2 separate regions of the Homo sapiens genome follow, and region 1 is linked to region 2. A link is an interaction called in ENCODE POLR2A ChIA-PET data of the cell type or tissue named here. Cell type or tissue: OCI-LY7. All regions are shown on one strand. Links, peaks and the distances in the headings refer to the core of each region. The heading gives the core; the rest is flanking DNA.

What was found. ChIA-PET counts read pairs that join two places held together with the same protein. Peaks named below come from ENCODE experiments on the same cell type or tissue, not always from the same donor. Only the 100,000 strongest peaks of a DNase experiment are listed, where the experiment ranks them.
Region 1: POLR2A ChIA-PET joins it to region 2 with 5 read pairs; 4 of 35 experiments call an interaction of 5 or more read pairs at or near these places.

What each region holds. Positions count from the first base shown.
Region 1 is chrX:23,718,399-23,729,763 of GRCh38, forward strand. It overlaps ACOT9 (acyl-CoA thioesterase 9), which reads right to left. Exons shown (of 16, transcript NM_001037171.2): 7 at 4,272-4,355; 8 at 3,483-3,586. Among named protein-coding and RNA genes, the nearest start is that of ACOT9, 19 kb to the right of the region's middle. In OCI-LY7, for the core only: no CTCF peak of the experiment used is centred there; no DNase peak of the experiment used is centred there.
Region 2 is chrX:23,950,676-23,962,040 of GRCh38, forward strand. No RefSeq gene overlaps it. Among named protein-coding and RNA genes, the nearest start is that of CXorf58, 48 kb to the left of the region's middle. RefSeq lists enhancers at 1,918-2,456, 2,457-2,994. In OCI-LY7, for the core only: CTCF peaks have their summits at 3,348 and 3,547; DNase peaks (open chromatin) are centred at 2,686 and 3,366; H3K4me3 peaks cover 964 bases; H3K27ac peaks cover 1,133 bases.

The DNA.
Region 1 (11,365 bases), core at 6,279-10,278, 230 kb before region 2:
CAGTGAAGAATGCAAATTTAAAACAAAAGTGTTTACTTGTCTGACACTGAGTTCCACTGGTTCTCTCTCAATAATTCCTGTATCTCTTTTTCAACCTATTTGTCCAAGAGGCAAATTGTCAAGATGCCCTAAAAGGCAGGTCCTGTGCCAGGAATCTGCTGTGCATGGCACTGAGCAGACTAGGAATTAACCAAGAATATTTTTTAAAAGACTGTAGGCAGAACAGGCCGGGCACGGTGGCTCACGCCTGTAATCCCAGCACTTTGGGAGGCCGAGGCAGGCGGATCATGAGGTCAGGAGATCGAGATCATCCTGGCTAACACGGTGAAACCCCGTCTGCACTAAAAATACAAAAAAATTAGCCGGGCATGGTGGTAGGCACCTGTAGTCCCAGCTACTTGGGAGGCTGAGGCAGGAGAATGGCATGAACCCAGGAGACGGAGCTTGCAGTGAGCCGAGATCGCACCACTGCACTCCAGCCTGGGTGACAGAGCAAGACTCCGTCTCAAAAAAAAAAAAAAAAAAAAAAAGACTGTAGGCAGATCATAGCAGCAACCCAGCAATGTTTTGTTTTTAAAACAGTATTACTGGCTGGGCACGGTGGCTCACGCCTGAAATCCCAGCACTTTGGGAGGCGAGGGCGGGTGGATGGCTTGAGTCCAAGAGTTCAAGACCAGCCTGGGCAACATGGTAAAACCCCGTCTCTACTAAAAATACAAAAATTAGCCAGGCATGGTGACACACATCTGTAGTCCCAGCTACTTGGGAGGCTGAGGCATGAGAATCACTGGAACCCGAGGGGCAGAGGTAGCAGAAAGCTGAGATCGCGCCACTACACTCCAGCCTGGGAGACAGAGTGACACTGTCTCAAACAAACAAAATAAAACAGTATTACTGTCAGTTACATCAAACATGGGAATTGAAAGATTCAATCACTTGCATATAGTACTGAATAAAAAAAATACTTATTTTGACAAATAACTACTACAGAGCTAGCTTCAGGCTTTTTCTGAAAGTGTGAAAGTTTATTTCACCAAAAGGTGAAATGCTTCATCATTCCATAGCAGGAAAAAATGCATCTGAATAATAGGTCTACTGCAGTGGCCCCCAACCTTTTTTGCACCAGGGACCAGTTTTGTGGTATACAATTTTTCCACGGAATGGGGTGGGCTGGGGGGGATGGTTTTGGGATGAAACTGCTCCGCCTCAGATCATCGGGCACTAGATTCTCCTAAGGAGTGTGCAACCTAGATCCCTCACATGCGCAGCTCACGATAGGGTTCGTGCTCCTATGAGAATCTAATGCCGCTGCTGATCTGACAGGAGGCGGAGCTCAGGTGGTAATTCTCTCTTGCCCACAGCTCACCTCCTGCTATGTAGCCCATGGCCCGGGGGTTGGGGACCCCTGGTCTACTCAATACCCTGGCATAAATGAATAAGTCATTTTTTTTTTTTTGAGACGGAGTCTCGCTCTGTCGCCCAGGCTGGAGAGCAGTGGTGTGATCTCGGCTCACTGCAAGCTCCGCCTCCTGGGTTCACGCCATTCTCCTGCCTCAGCCTCCCATAGCTGGGATTACAGGCACCCGCCACCACGCCCGGCTAATTTTTTTATTTTTAGTAGAGACAGGGTTTCACCGTGTTAGCCAGGATGGTCTCGATCTCCTGACCTGGTGATCTGCCCGCCTTGGCCTCCCAAAGTGCTGGGATTACAGGCGTGAGCCACCGCGCCCAGCCAGTCATTCTTAAATAAGTTTTCCACAATGAAATCTTGGACATACACTGAATCATTTTATTTCTGTGTTGTTATCCTCTTTGAGGTACTTTTTCTTGTCAAATTTCTTCAATTGTTTGTAATAGCTATTCTGAGTTTTACTCATCAGATTAGCTGTTCCTAACTACTGTAATAGCTCAAATGACTGTTAAGGGCCCAACTGTGTCCCCCAAAAAGACATGTGGAAATCCTAACCCCCATAACTGTGAACGTGACTGTATTTGGAAATAGAGTCGTTGCAGACATAATTAGTTAAGATGAGGTCATGCCGGAGTAGCGTGGGCCCTTAATCCAGTATGATTAGCAGCATCCTGACAAGAGACACCAGAGAGACAGAGACACATGAGAGAACACCATGTGATGACGGAGGCAGAGACTGAATGAAGTGCTACAGCTGGAAGCCAAGGAACGCTAGGGATTGCCAGCAAACCACCAGAAGCAAGAAACAGACAAGGAAGGCTTCTCTCTTACAGGTTTTAGAGGGAACATGCCTCTGCTGACACCTTGATTTTGGATTCGTAGCCTCCAAACTGTGAGTCAATACATTTTCTGTTTTTATGCCACCAGTTTATGGTACTTTGTGGTACCGCTGCCCCTTGGAATCCACGCAGGATTGGTTCCAGAACTCCCTACCACCACCCGCCAATACCAAAATCCACAGATGCTCAACTCCCCTATATAAAATGGGGTCATATTTACATAAAACCTATGCACCTCCTCCTGTGTACTTTAAATTATCTCTGGATTACTTATAATACCTAATACAATATAAATGCCATATAAATAGTTGTTTTAAGGCCAGCCATGCCTGTAATCCCAGCATTTGGGGAGGCTAAGGTGGGAGGACCACATGAGGCCAGAAGTTCAAGACCAGCCTGGGCAACATGGTGAAACTCCATATCCATTTCTCTATTTTTATTTATTTATTTATTTATTTTTTGAGACGAGTCTCACTCTGTTGCCCAGGCTGGAGTGCAGTGGCGCAATCTCAGCTCACTGCAACCTCCACCTCCTGGGTTCAAGCGGTTCCCAACCCTCAGCCTCCTAAGTAGCTGAGATTACAGGCGTGCACCACCAAGCCTGGCTAATTTTTGTATTTTTTAAATAGAGACAGGGTTTCACCATATTGGCCAGGCTGGTCTCAAACTCCTGGCCTCAAGTGATCTGCCCACCTCAGCCTCCCAACGTGGTGGGATTACAGGCGTGAGCCACTGCACCCAGCCCCATCTCTATTTTTTTAAAAAAATGGTTGTTATACTGTATTGTGTTTTATTTATATTATTTTTCACTGTTTTTTTCCAAACATTTTCAATCCATGGTTGGTTGAATCTGTGGATGTGAAATCTACAGACACAGAGGGCCAACTGTACAGCAGTCCTGGGAAATGAATACAGTAATCAATTCCATTCACTCCTACCATAACACAGACTTCTGTGAAATTCTCCTAGGCAGAACCAGAAACAAACACCTTAACATGGACTTGTATATGATTAGAAATAAATATTAAATATAAACACCAAATAGTACGTCAGGCTTTGTCCACAAGGAGGATATTAATAACCCACCATCCATATGACATGAGCTTTCAACTGTTTTTCTAGAAGCAGTGAGCAACATACCTGTCTACAGATACATAGGTAAATAAGCTTTTCTTGCATGGAGACTAGCTGGTTTTACTTAAACAGTGGACAATCTTCAGGCGCATATTTACCTGGAACATTTGCATCTTCACTTCCATGGATGTCTTCCCGACCCAGCTAACATGGCCACTGAACTTAATGTCCTGTTCTGGGCTCAAGCTCTTCTTACACATATCTGCAAAACAGAAGTCAATCAGGGTCCAAGTCATACCAAAAATTTTCTGTTCTGTAAATATGAACAATTAGAAATTATGGCAAATTCCACTACATTTCTTTTTTGTCTTCAAAACTAAAATAACTTTTTTGACACGCAGAAGAAATCTACATGTGTTTTTGAAAAATGTAGAAAAAGCAAAGAATATAAAAAATAAAACTGGAATCATGCAAAACCCACCTAATTATAATAAATATCTTGGTATACAGCATTCTAGACATTTTCATATGCATATATACATTAAAATTCCCCATAAAGGGCTAGGCACGGTGGCTCATGCCTGTAATCCCAGCACTTTGGGAGGCCGAGGCAGGTGGATCACCTGAGGTCAGGAGTTTGAGACCAGCCTGGCCGACATGGTGTAATCCCATCTCTACTAAAAATACAAAAATTAGCCGGGCGTGGTGGCACATGCCTGTAATCTCAGCTACTCGGGAGGCTGAGGCAGGAGAATTGCTTGAACCTGGGAGGCGAAGGTTGCAGTGAGCCAAGATCGTGCCATTACACTCCGGCCTGGGTGACAAGAGCAAAACTCCGTCTCAAAAAAAAAAAAAATTCCCATAAAAGGAGAGTACGTCCTGTAATCTCAATAATATCTTGAAATTACTAAGAATTCTAAGTATGCATAGAAAATGATATCACTTACCAATCTTATCCACCAGGGCTGTAACTATCGATAAAGGAGACATCTTGGCGGAGTGGATTTTGTTGTGCATGTAACAAATAAGAACTGCAGGGAAACAGGAGTGTACCAAATTTTAAAAAGGCAGAATTATTTCCCAACATTTAAAATTTCCTCCCTGAGATCCATGAAAAGCCTTGTCTCGCTTGGAAGATCCAGCCCCTAATATTCCATTGATCATCTTATCCTAGGATCAAACACTTTTATAAATTGAAGGATTTGGGAGATCCTCCAATCTGACTGCCCCCTCAATTTTAAGATTTGGTGAAGAAATCAAAGCCCGAAGCAAGCCCAGACCCACCAGACAGCTTGTTACCACTCCACAGAGACTCAGTGCCCAAATCAGAGTAAGAACTCAGCACATGAGTCTGACAGTATCAAACATCTTCAGGAAAGAGAAACAAAGCACAAGGACTTGGCTACCTGTTTTCCTCCTGGCTTTGTCCTAATTAATCATGAAACAATTATTTCACTCAGTTATCCCTCCTTCCCCATAACACCCTTGACTCCTATACCACCCTGTGGTTATCTGTATACTTTCCATATTTTAACAAGCATTTATATGTGCCATGCATGGTTCATGCACCTTACAGATATCAACTCATTTAAAGTCGTATAATTATACGTTGGGCCGGGCGCGGCGGCTCAGCCTGTAATCCCAGCACTTTGGGAGGCCAAGGCAGGCGGATCACGAGGTCGAGAGATCGAGACCATCCTGGCTGACATGGTGAAACCCCATGTCTACTAAAAATACAAAAATTAGCCGGGCGTGGTGGCGTCCCAGTTACTCAGGAGGCTGAGGCAGGAGAATCAATTGAACCCAGGAGGCAGAGGTTGCAGTGAGCCGAGATCGTACCACTGCACTCCAGCCTGGCAACAGAGCAAGACTGTCTCAAAAAAAAAAAAAAAAAAAAAAAAGTTGTATGATTATATGTTGATTGGCTCCCTGCTTCCCCCATGATCCATTCAAATTTGTATCACAAACTCTCAGACAAGATATGTGGCTCAATAAATACTTGTTGAGTAAGTGTAAATCCTTCCATCTATGCACCTGCTAAAGGACACACTGGGGGAATGATAGGCTAAAGGCAATAAACTCCATTTAAAAGTCTTTGTCCAGCAAAGAAATCAGATGGCTCCAACCTATGGCAACAGGAGTAGAAATGAAAAGACTATGAGTTAAGAAGAAGGTAAACCTGAGAAGACTTGAATAAATTCAGTTTTCTAGCTTGCATAGGTAAGCGTGGTGTACTAGTCACTGAAAAAGAGAAGAGAGACTGGGCACAGTGGCTCATGCCTGTAATCCCAACACTTTTAGAGGCGAAGGCAGGAAGATCACTTGAGCCTAGGAGTTCAAGACCAGCCCAGGCAACACAGCAGAGACTCCATCTCTACCAAAAACACAAAAGTTAGCCAGGTGTGGTGGCACATGCCTGTAGTCCCAGCTACTCGGGAGATAGGTAGGAGGATTGCTTGAACCCAGGAGGTCAAGACTGTAGTTAGCCATGATCATGCCGCTACACTCCAGCCTGAACAACAGAGTAAGACTCTGTCTCAAAATAAAAAGAGAATATAGGAAGAAAAGAATGGGCCATTTTCAATGCGTTGAATTTGAAGAGCCTATGGCACATCCAAATGAAGGTATTGGGGAGGGCACAGTTGTTCACACCTGTAATCCTAGGGCTTTGCAAGGCCATAGCAGGAGGATCACGTGAGCCCAGAGCTTGAGACTAGCCTGGGCAACAGAGTGAGACCCCTGTCTCTACAAAAAACTTTAAAAATTAGGCCAGGCATGGTGGATCAAGCCTGTAATCCCAGCACTTTGGAAGACAGAGGCAGATGGATCACTTGAGCCCAGGAGTTCCAGACCAGCCCAGGCAACATGGTGAGATCCCGTCTCTACAGTAAAATACAAAAATTAGCCAGGCATGGTGGCGTGTGCCTGTGGTCCCAGCTACTTGAGAGGCTAAGATGGGAGGATGCTTGAGCCCGAGATGTCGAGGATACAGTGAGTGGTGATCGCACCACTGGACTCCACCCTGGGTGACAGAGCAAGACCCTATTCCAAAAAAACAAAACAAATTAGCCAGGCATGGTGCAGTGTGCCTATAGTCCCAGCTACTCAGGAGGCTGAGGCAGAAGGAACACTTGAGCCCGCAAGTTTAAGGTTGCAGTAGGCTATGATTTTACCACTGCACTACAGCCCGGGCAACAGAGTGAGACTGTCTCTAAAAAAGAAAAATAAATCTAGTAGCTAAGAGGAAAAATTGATTGAAACTCAGAAAAGCAGGCCAGAAAATGTAGCTTTGTAAGTATTCAGCATACTGATAGCAACTGAAACACTGGGAGTAGATGAGTTTATAGAGAATCTGCAACGTCAACCCAAAAAAGGGCAGAAGGGAAGGGTAGAGAAGAGACGGAGGAAAATGTAATATAAATGTAGTTTTTACCACTGATCAGTACACTTAAAAATGATAAAGATGAGCCAGGCGCGGTGGCTCACACCTGTAATCCCAGCACTTTGGGAGGCCGAGGTGGGGGGATCACCTGAAGTCACGAGTTTGAGACCAGCCTGACCAACATGGCAAAACCCCATCTCTACTAAAGATACAAAAATTAGCTGGGCGTTGTGGTAGATGCCTGTAATCCCAGCTACGTCGAAAGCTGAGGCAGGAGAACTGCTCGAACTCGAGAGGCAGAGGTTACAGTGAGCCGAGATGGTGCCACTGCACTCCAGTCTAGGTGACAGAGTGAGACTCTGTCTCAAAAAAAAAAAAAAAAAAAGATAAAGATGGTAAATTTTATATTTTAACCTCAACTGAAAAAATAGGGCTGGGCGCAGTGGCTCACACCTGTAATCCCAACACTTTGGGAGGCCGAGGTGGGGGGATCCCTTGAGTCCAGCAGTTTGGGACCAGCCTGGGCAACATGGCAGACCTTGTCTCTACTAAAAATCAAAAAAATTAGCTGGGCATGGTGGTGTGCACCCGTAGTCCCAGCTACTCAGGAGGCTAAGGCAGGAGGACTGCTTGAGCCAGGAGGTCAAGGCTACAGTGAGCTGTGATCACGCCACTGCACTCCAGCCTGGGTGACAGAGTGAGACCCTGTCTCAAAAACTAAATAAATAATTTTAAAAGATTTAACAATTTTATTGTTAAATTTTAAAATGCCTTAAAATTTAATTAATATGAACAAATTATAAAATTCAAAAGGCCGGGCGCAGTGGCTCACGTCTGTAATCCCAGCACTTTGGGAGGCCGAGGCGAGTGGATCACCTGAGGTCAGAAGTTCGAGACCAGCCCGGCCAACATGGTGAAACCCCGTCTCTACTAAAGATACAAAAAATTAGCCGGGCGTGGTGGTGTGTGCCTGTTATCCCAGCTACATGGGAGGCTGAGGCAGGAGAATCCCTTGAACCCGGGAGATGGAGGATGCAGTGAGCTGAGATAGCGCCATTGCACTCCAGCCTGGGCAACAAGAGCGAAACTACAGCTCAAAAAAAATAAATAAACAAAATAAAATAAAATAAATTCAAAAAATAATCAGTTTTTGAAAGGGCAGAAGACAAAACCCTGGGGATAACCTACATTTAAGGGATCAACAGAAAAAGAGGAACCTACAAAGGGGACTACAAAAGAGCAGCCAGAGAAGCAGAAGGAAATGTCACCAAAGCCCAAGGATGGGCTGGACGATATAAGAAGCCACAAAGGGGTCAGGTCAGCCCTGAAAAGTATCCATTCAACTGTGCAGTAAAGGGGCCAATGGCGAGCTTGGCAAGAGCAGATTCAATGGCGTGGAGGAGCAGAAGCCGGAACACAGCCGACCGGGAAATGTTTAATTAACAGGAAGTTAGCATAAAGAGGCAATGAGAGCAGGTGATTTTCTAGGTTCTTTTCAGAAAGTGAGCTATGAAGTAAGGAAGAAAGTGTGAGGTGTTATAAGGAAAGAGGATTTTTTACTTATCTTTTTTTTTTTTTTTGACTCAGAGCCTCACTCTGTCACCCAGGCTGGAATGCAGTGGTGCGATCTCAGCTCACTGCAGCCTCCACCTCCCGGGTTCAAGCCATTCTCCTGCCTCAACCTCCTGAGTAGTTGGGACTACAGGCACATGCCACTACACCCGGCTAATTTTTGTGTTTTTGAGACAGAGTCTCGCTCTGTTGTCCAGGCTGGAGTCTATCTCAGCTCACTGCAACCTCTGCCTCCCAGGCTCAAGCGATTCTCGTGCCTCAGCCTCCCGAGTAGCTGGGATTACAGGCACGCACCACCACGCCCGGCTACTTTTTGTAGTTTTAGTAGAGACGGGGTTTCACCATATTGCCCAGGCTGGTCTCGAACTCCTGGCCTCAAGTGATCCACCCGCCTCGGCCTCCCAAACTACTGGGATTACAGGCGTAAGCCACCCTGCCCGGCCTATTTTTCATTTTAAGATGGAAGAACCTTGAATATGTTTATAACTTGAGGGAAAAGTGAAGTTGAGAAAAGGCTCAGGAAATGAGGGAGAAAGCCAAGTGATAAGGCAGTTCCTTGAAGAAATAGAAGGAATAGAATCAAGTGAACAGGTTAAAGGGACTGGCCATCAACAGAAGTTAATGAGCAAGAAAGAGGGTAGTGGCAGGGGAGTTTGTATATATAAGGACACCTAAGCAAACCAAAGTCAATCAGGCTGTAGTGCAGTGGTGTCACCACAGCTCACTGCAGCCTCGACTTCCTGGGCTGAAGCAATCCTCCCACCTCAGTCTTCTGAGTAGCTGGAACTACTAGTGCATGCCACCATGCCCAGCTAATTTTTTGGGTTTTGTAGAGATGGGGACTCACTATGTTTCCCAGGCTGGTCTCAAAGTCTTGGCCTCAAGCGATCCTCCTGCCTCGATCTCCCAAAGTGCAAGGATTACAGGTGTGAGCCACTGTGCCCAGCCAAGAATTTTTAACTGGGTTTATTTAATCTAGAGAAAAGTAGTTGCTAGGCGTAAGCTTAACAACAAGCTTGTATCTATATTTTAAAAGTTAGGGCCTGGCATGGTGGCTCACACCTGTAATCCCAGCACTTTGGGAGGCCGAGGCAGGCAGATCACCTGAGGTCAGGAGTTTGAGACCAGACTGGCCAACATGGTGAAACCCCGTCTCTACTAAAAATACAAAAATTAGCCAGATGTGATGGCGGGTGCCTGTAATCCCAGCTGTTCAGGAGGCTGAGGCAGGAGAATCGCCTGAACCCAGAGGCAGAAGATGCAATGAGCCAAGATCGGACCACTCTACTCCAGGCCGGGCAACAAGAGTGAGACTCTGTCTCAAAAAAAAAAAAAAAGGCCAGGCACGGCGGCTCACACCTGTAATCAGAACTTTAGGAGGCTGAGGCAGGAAGATCCTTTGAGCCCAGGAGTTCACGAAAAACCTGGGCAACACAGGGAGACCCCATCTCTATAAAAAAATAGTTTTTTAAACAATATATTAGAACCCTTTTTCAGACCCTTTCCCAACCATTCAGCCCAAATATCATTAGGTGGGAGCAAGTAAGGTAACCTAGAGTAGGGTGCTGGCATCCAAGCACGGTGAGGAGGACATCCTTGCAGAGAGGCTGCAAGAGTGATGGCAGAGCATGTCACAGCTTGAGCACAATGAAGAGGGTGAGCCTGCAGAGGGGGACCTGGTGTGGGGTACCAGAGCCCAGGTAAGGTGAGGGGAGCATCCATGATGCATGAGGGGTGGCAGCCATAGGAAATTGGTCACATACAGCGGAACTGATTAAATAAGTCAATATATTAAGGAGAATGGAGCCAGTTGGAGAAGGGAATTACAAATATGGAAAGGAAGGAAATGAGAATGAACCCCGTGGTGGCTGAACTGGAATTGGAGCTATCAGTGCGATCCCATGGTTTTCATACATACATCTGTACAAAGATTTAGAAATAACATATATGTACGTATATGCACATATATTTCCCAGCTCCTCCACTAAGAGGGTATGGGAGCAGTGATACCCAGGAATAATGACCACTCCCAACGCACATATCTCCATTTCAAAATATCATCCTCCACTTCAAAATATCATTCTCCATTTCAAAAAAGGGCTCCTTGGAGATGTGGGTGATTCTAGGACTGGGGCAGGGAAAAGCATAAGATGAGCCTAGAATATTTTATTGTGCCAGAAAGTGAGAAAGTGCTCAAAGAATAATGGGGACACATCAAAGAAAACCACACAGAAGCTAGCCTGAAGGGACTGGGACACTCCTGGGATCATGTGAACATCAAATAGATGATAGTAACATATTATAGTCCATTCAGTAACATAGGAATTCCTGAGTCCATACTGATTTAAAAATAATGAATTGAAAGTCTGATGAAGGTCTCAAAGTTACCTGCCACCCCCCCCCACATAAGGTACTTATTAATTACAAAGGGGAAAAGAGTAACTTTACAGTGAAGAACAGTGGCAGACATCATCGTCATCCAGTAAGCAAAGCTGATATCATCAGTAATGAGACAAATCAAAACCATGCACCACTTGATAGGATACAATAAGAACAGAGCATCCCTTCTGTGACATTCCTGCCAGAGATGCATAACCCAAAGCTAATCATGAGGAAGCACCACACAGACCCAAATTGAGGGACAATACACAAAAGAACCATGTCAAAGTCACGAAAGTCAAAGAAAGATTAAGGAACTAGTCCTGACATGACAATTAAATCAACATATGATTCAGAACTGGATCCTTCTGCTATGAAGGACCACTGGCAAAAGTTGAATGGGACCTGAGGATTAGACAGTATGACACATCAGTGTTAATTTCCTGATTTTTTATGGTTGTTTTGTAGTTATGTAGAAGAATGTCCTTGTTTGTAGGAAAGACATATTCAAATATTTGGGGGTGATGTGGCATCATGTCAGCCACTTATTCTCACATAATTCAGGGACAAAAAATTTTTTTCTTTTTTATTTTTGAGACGGAGTCTCACTCTGTCGCCCAGGCTGGAGTGCAGTGGCGCGATCTCGGCTCAATGCAACCTCCACCTCCCAGGTTCAAGTGATTCTCCTGCCTCAGCCTCCTGAATAGC
Region 2 (11,365 bases), core at 787-4,786:
GCTGGAACTACAGGCTGTGCCACCATGCCCGGCTGATGTTTGTATTTTTCGTAGAGGCAGGGTTTCACCATGTTGCCCAGGCTGGTCTTGAACTCCTGAGCTCAAGCGATCGGGCCACCTCAGCCTCCCAAGGTATTGGGATTATAGGTGTGAGCCACTGTGTCTGGCCTTAAGAGACTAATTCTTTATTATTAAAAACAGTGACAACAACAAAAATACCAATTCAGTAAATATATGTTGAATATCTACTACATGCCTGAATAGGATAAAAATATGAAGTAATTATTAAGGACATTTATCATTTTAGGCAACTTGACAGGATCTTCTCGGGGGACAAATTGTTACGGTTTACTCTATGCCATTAGCTTGGTCATCAACTCAGGAGATAGCTCAAAAAATGTGTGGGTGAAATACATATTAACTGACAAAGAGACTCCTCATAATAGCACAGAAATAGTGTAGCAGTGCCTTTCTGAAGAAATTATTAACTGCATAACCACTTGTATACAAAAGGTTGTCTATTTTTCAAGGCTGGTTTTAACAATGGTGCATTGACCAAGCACCACTGACAATGATTACAAATTTTGTAGGAACAATTTGCAGGAATTCAGCAATCAAGGATTTTTAAAAAGAAGAGGAATAAATTTTACTACATATTTCTAAATTATCAGAACCTTAAGTTTAAAAAGGACACCGAAGGCTGGGTGCAGTGTCTCAAGCCTGTAATCCCAACACTTTGGGAGGCCGAGGCGGACGGATCACCTGAGGTCAGCGGATCGAGACCAGCCTCGCGAACATGGTGAAACCTTGTCTCTACTAAAAATACAAAAAAAAAAAAAAAAAAAAAAATTAGCCAGGCATGGTGGCGGGTGCTTGTAATCCCAGCTGCTTGGGAGGCTGAGGCAGGAAAATTGGTTGAACCCAGGAAGCAGAAGTTGCAGTGAGCCAAGATCGTGCCACAGCACTCCAGCCTGGGTGACAAGAGTGAGACTCTCTCAAAAAAAATAAAAATAAAATAAAATGAAAAGGACACAGAATAATAAGATTCTATAACCTGATACTCTCTATCACTTTTTCCTATGGTGGACCAATAACACAGTCTCCCTAACCAATGCTAATTATTTGTAGAATAATATTGACAACTTGAAGAAATGTTGATTTGCTTGAAAGCAAACATCAAGGCTTCCTTTTCATAAACAGTATTTGGCTAAAGTATTTTAAGTGTGGCTTAAGTTACAATTGTTTTGTAGCTTATTTTCATAATGTACTGGTGAATGTATATACTGTTTATACAATTAATGAAGTTTTAGAAACATGAAAACTTACTTCACCTCTATTAAGTCTTTGTTTGTAAGTAAGGTGAGTTGCTCAGATTTCTGGACCAGGAAGATGTGAAAGAGTGAAGATCGTCCAAAGTCCAAAAATTTTCAACCCTGATCTATAAATTTACAGTATTATATTGGCTATGATTCATAGAAATCACATTAAGTTTAAAATATTCATGCATATTATTTTTTAAAGTTCTCCAAGAGTAAGTCATTTCCTTCTATATTTTTGGAAAAGTGAATATTCATTTCTCCCTGGTAATATTAAATTATGACAATCTTTAGCATTCAAATTAACCTGTCAAATTATATTCTTCAAAATTCTCCAACATTTGCAGAGCTATGAGAAACTTCTAAAAGGGAAAAATATCAAGATATGGTGGTTATGGACCAGAGTGAAAAAAATAAATACCAAAAATTATACAGTTCCATCATAGGCTATTAAGAAAGAATCAAATACAACCTAAGCATATTTTGGATCAATAATTATTACAGATTTCTATGAATAAAACACCTCCAGTGTTAAAAGACGTTGGATTAGCATTTCCGGAAATCTATGACTAATGCCATTATACTATCTGTCCCAGGGATTTTATTATTACATCATCTCTTGAGAAACTTTAAATATTAATCCATAGGTTATTCTCAGCATGCAACCCATTACCTTTTTTTCTCATTGAGGGTACCTTCTCATTTAGCACAAATAAATTAATGTAATTCTTTTAACATGCTAAAATAAATAGAATAAAATGACGATATTTAAGTTTGCATGAATTTAAAGTGGATAGAAATACTCTATGCAAAGACTGTACCTTGCCACTCTCCTTTTGTCTTCACAGATTATTTCTGAAGGCACAACCTCAAAGGAATATTTTTGAGAAACACACCCCCAGAAATATTCTATAATTTAAGTAATCTTGAAATAAATCACAACATTCACATTTTCCTGCTAAAATCATAGAAATCCTCCTTCGGAAGATAATTTCTCTCATGTGTTAAGGTAATTCTCCTACCCTGCTGTGACACATACTGTGTGTAAGTGGGCTGCCTTTATCCTCTCACCTTTACCACTTCCGAGCACACAGCTTGACTTCTAACTTACCAGCTCATGGACTTCTTTGTTTAGGGCATTCTCCTGTTGCTGGAGCCCACTGCCACTGGTGCTTATGCAAGCAGGCCGGAAGTGCCAGGGAATGAATGCCCCTCTGGTTGCTCTCACTCAATGCCTGAGAGAAGTTGATGTATAAATATCTCAGCTCTTTCTGCCCTGGGTGGAATAACCGAGGTGTATGTGTGTGTTTTGTACTGGTTCTCAGAATGTCCCCAGCACCAGTAAGTTCCAGGAACCCACAGCGGTAACTGACTTAGTAATACATCCTTTATTGGCTGCCTTGCCTTTCTTACTTCCCCGGTAACTTCCCCATTCTACTGTGGCGGTTTCTTTTTGGTTTGTTTTGGTTTTGCACCTTCTAAATAATTATTGTACTTAGAGTGGAATGCTTGCCTCAGGATAGGCTTCTGGGGAAAACCAGAAGACCCTGTTTCTGGTTCATTCTTTCCTCAACATTTGAATTCATTTGTCGTTTCTTGTTTTTATAGTGCAGTGAAGACAGAGAATGTCAACTTTGTTAGGAAATGGCTTTTCAGCTATTTCTGAACAGACTGCCTTCTTTGTACACTGTGTTAAGAATAGTCATTTTATTCCTTTTTTAATCCTCCAACGTATAGAAATCTACCATTGATTTTGGCTACCTGGAGAGAAAAAATGGGGTCTCTGTTGTCTTTATAGTCAAATCAAGGTTCCAGTCAGTACTGGGTGATTTCGAGGGTGTCTTTCAGTTTTAAAATTCTATGAGTTTTAGCACCAATTTTACAGAAACTATTCCAGAAAATTGAAGAGGAGGGAATATTTCCCAACTTGTATTATGAGAAGGTTAAGAATGGTGAAGACTGAATGTCTATAGTATAATTAACAGTAATTTACCAATATCAGTTTCCTGGTTTTGATATACTATGGCTATATAAGATCTCACCACTGGGGGAAACTGCGGGAAGGGCACATGGGGCACTTTGGACTATTTTTGCAACTTCGTATAAGTCTATAGTTATTTCAAAGTAAAATTTTTTTTTTTCGGAGACGGAGTCTCGCCCAGGCTGGAGCGCAGTGGCACGATCTCGGCTCACTGCAACCTCCACCTCCCAGGTTCAAGCACTTCTGCCTCAGCCTCCTGAGTAGCTGGGATGTGCCGCCACGCCCGGCTAATTTTTTGTATTTTAGTAGAGATGGGGTTTCACGGTGTTGCCCAGGCTGGTCTCAAACTCCTGAGCTCAGGCAATCCGCCTGCCTCAGCCTCCCAAAGTACTAGGATTACAGGCATGAGCCACCGCACCGGGCCTCAAAGTAAATTTTTTTTAAAATTCTGAGTTTATGTGATCATAACAGGAGAGGGAAAAGGCACGATAGGTATTGGTTTTAGATTCTTGGCTGCTGTCACTTTACAGGTGATAAAAGTATATAGACTGATAAGAGGTGCCCAAGGGCGATAAAACTATTAAGGCCTGCCTGGGGCTAGAATAGTTACTTCTAGTCTACTGGTTTTTTTCACCACATCACAGTGCCTCATTATCATTCCTGCAAAGGAATGGGAGTGGGATGGGGAGGAAAAGAGGCCTGGCCCACGTACTTTGCTATCCTTTTTGATCTCGCCTCACTTGGCACACTAATAAGACTGAAGCAGGTATACTTACAGGACAAACTGTATTCTTGCCCAGTGAGCCTTTCCCCAACTCACTAACGTGGGCAAAGCTCTCTAATTAGAGAAAAATATATTTAACTCAAAATTAGAAATGGTGTTCTTTAAAATATAATGTCCTAGGACAGTAAGCACGTTAGTGTGAGTTAAAATGTGAATTACACATCATTATAAAACAGTATTCTTGAAGCTTAAAGGAGAATATTTTGTTCTTCCTATTGGGGTGGAAATACTCTCACAGGGCACAACCTTTTCTGCCTTTTCTACTGTTCTTTGTGTTTCTACCTGCTTTTCTGTCTGTATTTTGCCACTATTGGGGGTACATAAAGGTTCATCAACTATGTATTATATAATTATAAAATATCCATCTTTGTCTTATCAAATGTTTGCTGCCATGAATTCTGCTTTGCCTATTATTAAAATTTGCACAACTCTTTCTTTTTCATCAGAATTTGTTTGGTATAGCTTTGCCCAATTTTTTTTATTTTTAGACGGAGTCTTGCTCCGTCGCCCAGGCTGGAGTGCAATGGTGCGATCTCGGCTCACTGCAACCTCTGCCTCCCAGGTTCAAGCAATTCTCCTGCCTCAGCCTCCCAAGTAGCTAGGATTACAGGCTCCTGCCACGATGCCCGGCTAATTTTTGTATTTTTAGTAGAGACGGAGTTTCACCATGTTGGCCAGCCTGGTCTCAAACTCCTGACCTCAGGTGATCCACCTGCCTCGGCCTTCCAAAGTGCTGGGATTACAGGCGTGAGCCACCGTGCCCAGCCCCAAATTTTATTTTTAACATGTGCTTGTCATTTGTGTCTTTGATAAACAGCATATAGCTGTGTTTTTATTTCCTCAATATGAAAGTCTTTTGTCTTTTAAAGAAGAAATTTAACCTATTATGTTTACTGTGACAACTTACTTTTGGTCTTATTTATATTATTTTGTGCTTGCTGCTTCCTGTGTGTTCTTTTTTTTTTGCGGGTGATGGGCGGGGGTTGTTTTTTGAGACAGGGTCTTGTTCTGTTGCCCAGGCTGGAGTGCAGTGGCGCAATCACAGCTCACTGAAGCCCTGATCTCCCAGGCTCCAGTGATCCTCCCACCTCAGCCTCCAAAGTAACACCACCATGCCCAGCTAATTTTTTTGATATTTTGTAAAGCCAAGGTCTTGCTATGTTGCCCAGGCTGGTCTTGAACTCCTGAGCTCAAGCTATCCTTCTGCCTCGGCCTCCCAAAGTGCTGGGATTACAGGCATGAGCCATTGCACCTGGCCCCTATGTGTTCTTGGTGTTTCACTTTTTTCCTTTTCTGACTTTTGCTAGGATTATTCAGTTTCCATTGATCTCTATTTTTCCTCTAGGATTTGTAAGACTTGTATATTATTTGTATTCTGCTGTTATTTTCCTTAATTTCTAATTTTAATTCCATATTTGAAACTATTTACTATTTAAATTAATCACGAGAAGTAAAAATTATCTACATCCACCCCCCCAATGCCCATCAAGAAATTTAACACACTTTAACCCTACCCATATATCAAATATGTTGTTGAAATATCTGTGTTTTAATTTTTTTTTTTTTTTTTTTTTGAGACGGAGTCTCGCTCTTTCGCCCAGGCTGGAGTGCAGTGGCGCGATCTCGGCTCACTGCAAGCTCCGCCTCCCGGGTTCACACCATTCTTCTGCCTCAGCCTCCCAAGTAGCTGGGACTACAGGCGCCCGCCACCACGCCCAGCTAATTTTTCATATATTTTAGTAGAGACGGGGTTTCACCATGTTAGCAAGGATGGTCTCGGTCTCCTGACCTCGTGATACGCCCGCCTCGGCCTCCCAAAGTCCTAGGATTCCAGGCTTGAGCCACCGTGCCCAGCGAGTTTTAATTTTTATATCTTACTTTTTTTCCAAAATTGCTTTTTATCACAATCATATTAAACGGTATGTATATTTATTGCTTTTGTTGGATTCATTGCTTACCAATGTTTCTCATATCTAGAGCTTCATTCTGATTATTTCTTATGGCATTATGTTATTGCTTCCAATTATCTTTTTAGAAAGGGACATGACTCCTGAAATGTCTGAAAATGTTTGCCTTTACACATGAAAAATAGCTGGATCAGGGCGGGGCGTGGTGACTCACGCCTGTAATCCCAGCACTTTGGGAGGCCGAGGTGGGCGGATCACTTGAGCTCAGGAGTTCGAGACCAGCCTGGCCAATATGATGAAACCCCGTCTCTACTAAAAATACAAAAATTAGCCGGCTGTGATGGCAGGAGCCTGTAACCCCAGCTACTCTGGAGGCTGAAACAGGAGAATCGCTTGAACCCGGGAGGCAGAGGTTGCAGTGAGCCGAGATTGTGCCACTGCATTCCAGCCTAGGGCAACAGAGTGAGCCTTGGTCTCAAAAAAAAAAAAAAAAAAAAAAAAAAAAAGGCCAGGCGCAGTGGCTCACGCCTGAAATCCCAGCACTTTGGGAGGCCGAGGTGGGCAGATCACGAGTTCAGGAGATCAAGACCATCCTGGCTAACACAGTGAAACCCTGTCTCTACTAAAACTGCAAAAAATTAGGCGGGCATGGGTGGCACGCGCCTGTAGTCCCAGCTACTCGGGAGGGTGAGGCAGAAGAATTGCTTGAACACAGGGGCGGAGGTTGCAGTGAGCCAAGATCACACCACTGCACTCCAGCCTGGGCAACAGAGCAAGACTCCGTCTTAAAAAAAAAAAAAAAGCTGGATCAGGGGCTAAACTACAGTCACATTTCTTTTCTGACAGAACTCCATTTTTTCTACCATTTGGCTCCAGACTTGAAGTTCCACACTAGCGAAATTAATAATATTTAATAGTATTTTGGTCAGACTGAGATAAGAGATCAACAATGATAATGAACAAAGCAGTATGGTAGTTATTTTAAATGTAATGTTTTCTTATCTTTCATTTATTTCCTTCCTGCCTTTACTAAAACACTCCACATTTCAGCCAAATGTTGAAGTGTATTGATTGAAGAAGCTGAATTATGCAAGTAAAAATAATAATAATTTTCAAAAAGGAAAAAATAATTTAATCCTTTAATCCCTGTTTTTCTGTTTCTGATAATTGATAAATGGTGAGTGCCTAGTCAAGTGCGACTATGGATATCATCTTCCCTTGGAAAATTGGGCCAGGGAAAAATATTCTCAATGCAATGTGAAAATTATAAAATAATTTTTCAAAGTTAACTGCTTTGTTAAGGTAGAATTGACATACAGTATATTATGCATATTGCATGAGGACAATTTGATAAGTTTTGACATATGAAACCATCACCACAGTCAAGATGATGATCCCCATACGTTTTCTCATGCCTCTTTAGTCCCTCTCTTCTGTCTTTCCCAGCCCCCATCTCCAAGTGACCACTCATCTTTCTGTCAGTATAGTTTGCATTTTTGAGAGTTCTATGTAAGTGGAATCAACTAGCATATGCTTTTTTGGCAGGGGGGCCTGGCTTCTTTCATTCAATATAATTATTTTGAGACCCATCTATATCGTTGCATGTATCAAAAGTTCATCTAGGTTGCATTCCATTGTTTCAATATACCACAATTTGTTTATCCATTCACCTGTCAATGGACATTTGGGTTATTTCCAGTTTTTGACTATTGCAAATAAAACTATTTTGAGCATTTATGAGCAGTCTTTGTGTGGATGTAGACTTTCATTTCTCTTGATATTGTCAATCTTTTATATTTTAGCCATTCTAGTAGGTATGAAGTAGTATCTCACTGTGGTTTAATATTCATTTCCTTAATGACTAAGGATGATAAGCATCTTTTCATACGCTTATTTCCCATTTGTATATTTTATTTGGTGAAGTGTCTTTAAATATTTTGCACGTTTTTTTGGCTGAGTTGTTTGTGTTATTAATGACTTTTGAGAATTCTATATGTATTCTGCTTACAATTCCTTTATCAGAGATACGTTTTGCAAATATTTTTCTCCCAATGTGTTTTTTTTTCTTCCTTTTCTCAATAATGTTTTTTCAAAAAGCAGCAGTTCTTAGTTTTGGTGAAGTCCAACTTATCAGTTTTTTACAAATTGTCCTTTCAGTGTCAGAAATAAGAAGTCTTTGTCTAACCAGATCAAAAAGATTTTCCTCTGTGTCTTCTTCTAAAAGTTTTATTGTTTTAAATTTTATATTTAGGTTCATAATCCATTTTTAGTTCTGTTTTGTACATAATGTGAGGTATGCAAGAAGGTCCTTTGGCTTGCCTGTGATGTTCAGTGGCTCCAGCAACATTTGTTGAAGAGATTATCTTTTTAAAAATTGCCTTCTTGGGCCTGGCACGGTGGCTCATGCCTGTAATCCCAGCACTTTGGGAGGCAGAGGCAGGCGGATCACCTGAGGTTGGGGGTTCGAGACCAGCCTGACCAACATAGAGAAACCCCATCTCTACTAAAAATACAAAATTAGCCGAGCATGGTAGCACATGCCTGTAATCCCAGCTACTCAGGAAGCTGAGGCAGGAGAATCACTTGAACCCAGGAGGCAGAGGTTGCGGTGAGCCAAGATTGCGCCACTGCACTCCAGCCTGGGCAGCAAGAAACTCCGTCTCAAAAAAAAAAAAAAATTGCCTTTGCATTCTTGCCAAAAAATCAATTGACCATGTATGTGTGGGTCTATGTCTGGACTCTGTTCCAGATCTATGGGTCTGTCCTTTTGCCAGTACCACACTGTCTTAATTACTCTAGTTTTATAGTACATCTTGAAATCACGTACTGTGAGTTCTCTAACTTTGCTCTTCTTTTTCAAAATTGTTTTGACTATTCTAGTTCCTTTGCTTTATCATGTAAATTTTAAAGCCACCTTGACAATTTCTACAAAAAAATCTCTCTGGGATTTTGGTTAGGGTTGCATTGAATCTATTAATCAATTTGGGATGAATCAACATTGTATTATCTATCACTGCATTACCAATTAGCCCAAAATTTAGCAGCCTACAACATCAAATATTTATTATCTCACAGATCCTGTGCGTCAGGAATCTGGGTGCAGCTTAGCTCAGTGCCTCTGTCTCAAGGTTTCTCACAAGGTTGCAAGCAATCAAGTTGTCAGCCAGGGCTGAGATGAAGGCTCAACTGGGGGAGGTTCTGCTTCCAAACTCACTCATGTGGTTGTTGGCAAGATTCAGTTCCTTGCTGACTATTGGCTGAAGGCCTCCCTCAGTTCCTTGACTTGTGGGCCTCTCTGTAAAGCACCTCACTACATGGCAGCTAGCTTTCCTCAGAACAAGAGTGTGAAAGAGTGCTCAAGGCAAAAGCCATAGACTCTTTGCAACCTAATCGAGGAAGTGACATTTCATCATTTTTGCCTATTCCGTTCGTTACAAGTGCATGACTAGGTCCAGGCCACCCTTATGGGGAGAGGATTACACAAGGGCATGAATATCAGAAGGCAGGGATCACTGGGGACCATTTTAAAGGCTGCCTGCCGCAGACATCTTAACAGTGAGTCTTCCACTTTAGGAGCACAATATATCATTTATTTAGGTCTTCTTTGATTTTTTCATTGATGTTTTGTAGTTTTCCGTGCACACACCTTGCACATATTTTATAGGAATTATGCCTAAAGATTTCATATTTCTGGTGCTACTGTAAATGGCACTGCTTTAAAATTTCAATTTCGAATTGTTTATTGCGAGTATACAAAAATACAATTGATTTGTATATTGGCTTTATATCCTGTGACCTTGATTAGCCCACTTACTGGTTTGAGTAGCTTTTTTTGTAGACTCTTTGGGTTTTTCTACATAGACTGGTTGTTAATAGAAATGGTTTTGTTTCTTCTTTTCTGATTTGTATGCCCTTTGTTTCATTTTCTTGCCTATTTTACTGGCTAGGACTTCCAATACAATGTTGAATATTGATCACTTGTTTTTTTTTTTTTTTGAGATGGAGTCTCACTGTCACCCAGGCTGGAGTGCGGTGCCGCGATCTCAGCTCACTGCAACCTCTGCCTCCCAGGTTCAAGTGATTCTCCTGCCTCAGCCTCTTGAGTAGCTAGGATTACAAGCACCCGCCACCACAGCTGGCTAATTTTTGTATTTTTAGTAGAGACGGGGTTTTGCCATGTTGGCCAGGCTGGTCTTGAACTCCTTACCTCAGGTGATCTGCCTGCCTTGGCCTCACAAAGTCTTGGGATTACGGGCATGAGCCACCATGCCTGGCAATGATCACTATTCTTTCATCCCAGAGGTTCCAGCTAGAATCATGTTTATCCTTTTGGGATATATTATTTCTTTCTTTCTTTTTTTTTTTTTTTTGAGTCAGAGTTTTGCTGTTGTTGCCCAGGCTGGAGTGCAATGGCATGATCTCAGCTCACCGCAACCTCTGCCTCCCAGTTTCAAGCGATTCTCCTGCCTCAGCCTCCCGAGTAGCTGGGATTACAGGCATGCACCACCACGCCTGGCTAATTTTATATTTTTAGTAGAGATGGGGTTTCTCCATGTTGGTCAGGCTGGTCTCGAACTCCCAACCTCAGGTGAGCTGCCCATCTCGGCCTCCCAAAGTGCTGGGATTACAGGCTTGAGCCACCAGGCCTGGCGTTTTTTTTGTTTGTTTGTTTGTTTGTTTGTTTGTTTCGATACAGAGTTTTGCTCTTGTTGCCCAGGTTAGAGTGCAATGGTGTGATCTCAGCTCACTGCAACCTCTGCCTCCCAGGTCCAGGCGATTCTCCTGTCTCAGCCTCCCAAGTAGCTGGGATTACAGGTGCGTGCCACCATGCCTGGCTAATTTTTTGTAGTTTTAGTAGAGACGGGGTTTCACCATGTTGGCCAGGCTGGTCTCGAACTCCTGACCTCAGGTGATCCACCTGCCTTGGCCTCCCAAAGTTCTGGGATTACAGGCGTGAGCCACCACGCCTGGCCTGGATATATTCTTTAAAAGTTATTTTAATGATGTCTGTTTATGGTTGAAAATATCTTTATTATACCCTCATTCATAAAAGTTTATTTGCCGGGTGTAAAATTCCAGGTTGACAGTTATTTCTCTTGCCACTTCAAAGGACCTATTTCATTGTGTTACAGCTACCATTATTGGAATGTCTTCTTGTCTTTGATATTCTGACATTTTATTACTATGTGTCTAAGTGTAAATTTATTTTTAATTATCCTGCTTGGAATTTCTTGGGTTTCTGCATCTGAAAATGGGTGTCTTTCACAATTTCTTTTTTCTGTTTTTTTTTTTTTTTGAGACAGGGTCTCAGTCTGTCACCCAGGTTGGAGTGCGGTAGCACAATCATAGCTCACTGCAGCCTCAACCTCCCTGGGTT